Regions from separate parts of the Homo sapiens genome. Here region 1 is linked to region 2. The links are chromatin loops, found by intact Hi-C in ENCODE. Cell type or tissue: endothelial cell of umbilical vein. All regions are shown on one strand. Links, peaks and the distances in the headings refer to the core of each region. The heading gives the core; the rest is flanking DNA.

What was found. A loop is a pair of places that touch in the nucleus more often than their neighbours do. Peaks named below come from ENCODE experiments on the same cell type or tissue, not always from the same donor. Only the 100,000 strongest peaks of a DNase experiment are listed, where the experiment ranks them.
Region 1: it touches region 2 in a loop (10-fold over the local background); 2 of 110 quality-filtered maps call a loop at or near these places.

Annotation. Positions count from the first base shown.
Region 1 is chr17:67,994,238-67,997,044 of GRCh38, forward strand. C17orf58 (chromosome 17 open reading frame 58) reads right to left here and starts at 2,232. Exons shown (of 4, transcript NM_001382359.1): 1 at 1,886-2,232. The coding sequence starts at 1,961. RefSeq lists a silencer at 1,462-1,551. In endothelial cell of umbilical vein, for the core only: no CTCF peak of the experiment used is centred there; DNase peaks (open chromatin) are centred at 1,164 and 2,474; H3K4me3 peaks cover 2,083 bases; H3K27ac peaks cover 1,443 bases.
Region 2 is chr17:68,052,356-68,055,162 of GRCh38, forward strand. No RefSeq gene overlaps it. Among named protein-coding and RNA genes, the nearest start is that of KPNA2, 18 kb to the left of the region's middle. In endothelial cell of umbilical vein, for the core only: no CTCF peak of the experiment used is centred there; DNase peaks (open chromatin) are centred at 1,376, 1,796 and 2,276; H3K27ac peaks cover 2,407 bases.

The sequences.
Region 1 (2,807 bases), core at 95-2,594, 58 kb before region 2:
AGATGGGAGGGAGGCCCGGAGGCCTGGAAGTGAAGCAGGGAGAACCCGGACGCAGCGTCGCGGCCAAGCGGGGCACGCGCTTCCCAGGCCCCAAAGGAAGAAGGATACGAGGGTCTTGACCTCTAAGATTATAGCTTTTAAAATTACAACCCCCTATTTACTCTAAGACTAAACATGTCTTACAACACTGGTTAGATAACAAACTTTTTTGCCCTTCCTTTAATATATACGTATATGTGTGTATGTGTGCGTGTGCGTGTGTGTGTGTGTGTGTGTGTGTATATATATATATATATATAAAACATATATAAACATCCGCCTCTTTGCTATTTACAGTTTGTTGAGAAAGTACCAAGAGCAAACCCCAGGGGGAAAGGTCTCATATTACAGGTTCTCCTAATTCTTTAAGCGCCCCTGACAACAGAACTATTTGGTTTTCCCATCCATGTTTACACTGTCATCCCGGTCTCTGCAGAATCGAGCATTTGTAAGTGGATTTTTATCTGGCTTCTTGGACACCACTTACTGGTAAACCACAGCTAAGGAAGGTTTTAAAAGCTTGGCTGGGAGGCAGAGAGGCCCCTGGTTAAGTATAAAAGCACACGTCGCTTACATTTTTTTCCCCATTAGATGATGGAGGAAAGACTCCTAAATGGTATGGCATGAAAACAAATTTTTAAAATTATTAATGATTTTCCCTAGTTCTGCAGACAGGTTGGTGAGTAAACCTCAGCCAGCTTGGGAGCTGGGCACCTTTCCATACCAGTTACACAATTTCACCTCCTTGCTTGCCTGGGTCCCAGTGCCCTCCAAACAGGCAAGAACTAGCCTTTATTTTTCTCTCCCCTTGCATTAAAGAGATGGATCTGCCCATTTGCAGCTCTGGCAACACTTCATTTAAAGTTGATCAGTCTTGCCAAATCGATAATCTGCTTTAAAATCAGCTTTCACCCAGCAATAATAGCTGGTTAGAGTTCATGTTTTTGCAAAGAGGTTGATTCTGACTCATTATGTTGTTAAACGGTTGTGCCATGCACAGCTGAATAAAGTTCTGGTGGATATCCAATTCCTGACTGTCAACTGTTGACCTCACAACTGCTTCCCCATTGATATAACCATCTGTTGTCATGGGAAAGATTGTCTGATATTTGGGTTAAATGCCACTGAAGTCATTCAATTTCCATGTGGAAAAATAACCCAGAGTAAATTGCCCTGTGAGGTACGGAAACTGTTTTTCCCAGAGATAGCGAAGCCGACAGAACATCCAAATAAAAGCAAAACAAAAACACGATCCCCCAGAGAACCCCTCATTTCTTCACGGGCTGAGTAACTTAATTTCATTTCGTGCATGAAGTATAAGAGTGTGTGCGTGTTAGTTAAACCCCGGCTCAGGTGTCCCAAGGTTGTGCGCTGGGGCTGCGGGGAGAGCAAAGTGCCCGGGGCTGCCGGATTTCGGCCCCGCTTCCCCCCAGCCCTCCACAGCGCCCCCCGCAGCCCCTGCTCACCCAGTCGAGGGGGGCGGACCCCGCGGCGTCCTGCGAGCCCGGCCCGGGCACGGCTCCCGAAAGGCGCGCCACGACCCCTTTTGACACTTTCCCTCCTCCGTGATGGAGCAACTACTTAACATGCAAAGTTTTCCCCAGCCTGCCCGGCTTGCTCGGGATCATTTCAGTAGCTAAATTGGCTTCTTTCCGAAAAGGCTGCCAAGAGACACGAAACCTTGGGGACACACTTTGCTCCTTTATAAGACGAACGCAGACCCGGGGTGTCCTCTCTTGCGAGCTCTGACCCCCCTCCTCGTCCCACGTTTCACTGAGCCTCCTTCCCAGCTCCCCCCCACAGATCCCCGCTCCGCTCCCAGGGCCCCGCACTACACCAATCTTACTTTTTCTCTCCGCCACCGGTGCTTCGGGGGATGATCCGACGATCAAACAGAGGAGCCAGAAAGCTCTAGCTGTCATTTTTGCAGACAGGGTTCCCAGGCTCTAAAAGTGAGCCTGGTCTTTTGCTTGCTTTCTCTCCCCCAACCCCTTCTCCACACCCCCACCCCCGTTCATGCTAATGAGGGGCAGCCTTTGGGGAAACGGGAATCACTCGCTGAGCAGACCATTGGAACAAAACCGAGCCGCAGGGATTTCTCCCTCTTCCTTCCTAAGGAGGACGAGCACATGGCCTTGCAAAGTTGTCCCCGGGAATGTCTGTCCTGTGATCTGCGGGCGAGGAGAGCATCACAGCCTAAACTTTAAACCTGTGTGCGTTTGCGCGCTGGGGTGGGGGCAGCAAAGGGTGGGGTGACAAGTGCAGAGAATAAGCGTGTTTCGGGACTGAGGGACTGGGTGGGGGAGAACGAGTGACGGGAGCTTTTTTCTAGATTAGGTCAACAACAAATAGGAAAATAGTGCTTAAGACAGCGTGGGTTTGTGGAAGGGAGATTCCAGATGACAGAGAATGTATCCTGGAATGTGTGTGTTAGGCAATTTCTAGAGAAACCAAGTCACTGCTTCCTTAGTAAAACTGTTTCATTATATATCACAGCTCATTGTAACCTCTGCCTCCCGGACTAAAGCGATTCTCGTGCCTCAGCCTCTCAAGTAGCTGGGATTACAGGCATATGCCACCATGCGAGGCTAATTTTTGTATTTTTAGCAGAGACGGGATTTCACCGTGTTGGCCAGGCTGGTCTCAAACTCCTGACCTCAAGTGATCCACCCACCTTGGCCTCCCAAAGTGCTGGGATTACAGCATGAGCCACCACGCCGGGCCCAGAGGTCTAATTATTAATCAGAATGTTGCCTGTTGAGGCCAGG
Region 2 (2,807 bases), core at 247-2,746:
GAGTCTTTATGTCTAGCTCAGGGATTGTAAATACACCAATCAGCACCCTGTGTTTAGCTCAAGGTTTGTGAATGCACCAATGGACACTCTGTATCTAGCTGCTCCGGTGGGGCCTTGGAGAACCTGTGTGTCGAATCTCTGTATCTAACTAATCTGATGGGGATGTGGAGAACCTTTCTATCTAGCTCAGGGATTGTAAACGCACCAATCAGCGCCCTGACAAAACAGGCCACTCGGCTCTACCAATCAGCGGGATGTGGGTGGGGCCAGATAAGAGAATAAAAGCAGGCTGCCCGAGCCAGCATTGCCAACCTGCTGAGGTCCTCTTACGCGCCATGGAAGCTTTGTTCTTTTGCTTTTTGCCATAAATCTTACTACTGCTTAGTTTTTGTGTCTACGGTGTTTTTAAAAGCTGTAACACTCGCCGAGAAGGTCTGCAACTTTCACTCCTGAGCCCAGCGAGACCACAAGGCCGTCGGGAGGAATGAACAACTCCAGATGCGCTGCCGTAAGAACTGTTAACACTCACCGTGAAGGTCTGTAGCTTCACTTCTGAGCCAGCGTAGACCATGAACCCACCAGAAGGAAGAAACTCCCAACACATCTGAACATCAGACAGGACAGACTCCAGACACGCCTCTTTAAGAGCTGTAACACTCACAGCGAGGGTTTGCAGCTTCGTTCTTGAAGTCAGTGAGACCAGGAACCCACCAGTTCTGGACACGTGCCCACCGTGGCCTCAAAGTGCTGGGATTACAGGCATGAGCCACTGCACCCTGTCGCTTTTTTTTAAATGTCACTCCCTGATCCTAAGTAGTGTAAGACCTCAGATGAACGAATGTAACTGCCATTGACTAAAGAACTCTAGTTGGACAGGCGTTTTAGCTGTTGTCCTTAAAAGATGGCCTTTGGTTGACATTCGTTCCAAAAGCATGATGAAACACTGAAAACTTGTGTGGTTCCTTTGTCCCAGGAAAGGGAAGATGGCAAGGGCTTATATCTCGTTTGGCAAGGAGTTCACAGTTTCCCTGCAAGCCCCAGAAGGTGGGTGGTAACAATGGGATGTGTTTGGCTCCTCATCCTCCTGCTGACAGCCAGGTCTCAGAGAGGCAAGTCCCACACTTCCCAAGCTCTGGATCCGAGCTTCGCTGCCGCAGAAGGAAAGTCTAACTAGTTAGGAAGCACAGAACTTGCCTGGCCTTCACCAGCATAATCAGATCTGTCATTCTCTTCAGGAACTGGCTCTGCTCTAGGCCTTGTTCTTTGCTCTGGAGGTAACAATTGCCATTTTTCTTTGGTATTTCTGCTGTAGTGATCATACTTGCCCTTCTCATAGGAAATCATGGGAATCAGCCCCAGTCACAGCTGGCTCCCAGATGGCTCTTGATCCTGTGACCCCACCAACATTCCAATGCGATTTGCTTGGGAGGTTCAAACTTGGCTTGCTGGGGCACCATTCTTCTGGAACCCCACCCTGGGAGATTTATAGGCAGGCCTTGGAGAGAACAAATCTCTAGAGGTGGGATGGGGCCAAGCAGTTTCCTTGTGTTGCATGTTCTAGAATTCTGCCTAAAACAAAAGAGGCTGACCTCATTCTTGCCCCACCCGAAGATTGAGCGGGAATAACTAACTAGCAAGCTATTACTGACATTGCTAAATTACCTAACAAAGTTCTTTCTGTCTCTGTCTCTGTCTCTCTTGATATATACTAATATATGTGTATGTATACTATATATATAAGAGAATTCTTCATATATATGTGCATACATAAGAGGAATTCTCTTCCAGTGTGTGTTCTTGCAGTAGGATGCTAAGTTTGACATAAAAATGATCTAAGAAGATTGTATTCTCCAGGTCCCAGGCTGAGAGTATCCAACCTGTTCAGGTAGAAATGGCCAGTAGAGCTCAGATAGTTTCTCATTACAAAGAAATTCTTTGGTGTCCATTTCCTGGAGATACTGTGGAGGATGCTAGCAGGTTTCTAACATACTTCAGCTGTTCAGGAAATACTTTAAATAATTTCCTGCTGTAGAGAGTAGGAGGAGGGCCTGAAACTTGGAATGCATTACTCTCTTTATGGTCTCAAATGTGGTTCACAAGGACCCTTCGCTGTTCACACACACGCTCCGAGGCGTTCTTTTCTGCCTCTACCAGCCTTTTTATGTGGGAATGTTCGTTTTCTAAGTGTGGCGAGAATCCTACTAACTTGGACTTCCCATAGCATGCTGGCCTGAGCTTCCTAAGGAACTCTACAAACATGAGCTAATTAAGCTTGGAAAGCCCCATGCCAGTCCTCCCGGCTATTATTGAAATGAGGCCAGCTCTGAGGTGGACCAGCTGCAGTTTTTGCCCGGCAGCAACAATTCAAACAGTGGAGAGGAAGGGAAGCTGGCTGCCTAACGCAATTGAAACTGCAAGGGAGAAGCAAGTTAGGCAACACGTAATTCATTGCCTCCTTGGTTTGCTTCAGCGTAACAGTGGGGCTCAGATACTGGCATTTTAACTGGGTCAGTTAGGCCTTTGTCCAGGATTTCAGGCAATGGCCCAAAAATGGACAAGTCTAAGATTTTGCTTTTTTTTTTTTTTTTTAATTGAGGTGGAGTTTTGCCTTTGTTGCCCAGGCTGGGTGCAATGGCGCCATCTCAGCTCACTGCAACCTCCACCTCCCAGGTTCAAGTGATTCTCCTGCCTCAGCCTCCCAAGTAGCTGGGATTACAGGCACGTGCCACCACACCCAGCTAATTTTGTATTTTTAGTAGAGTCAGGGTTTCACCATGTTGGTCAGGCTGGTCTCGAACTCCTGACCT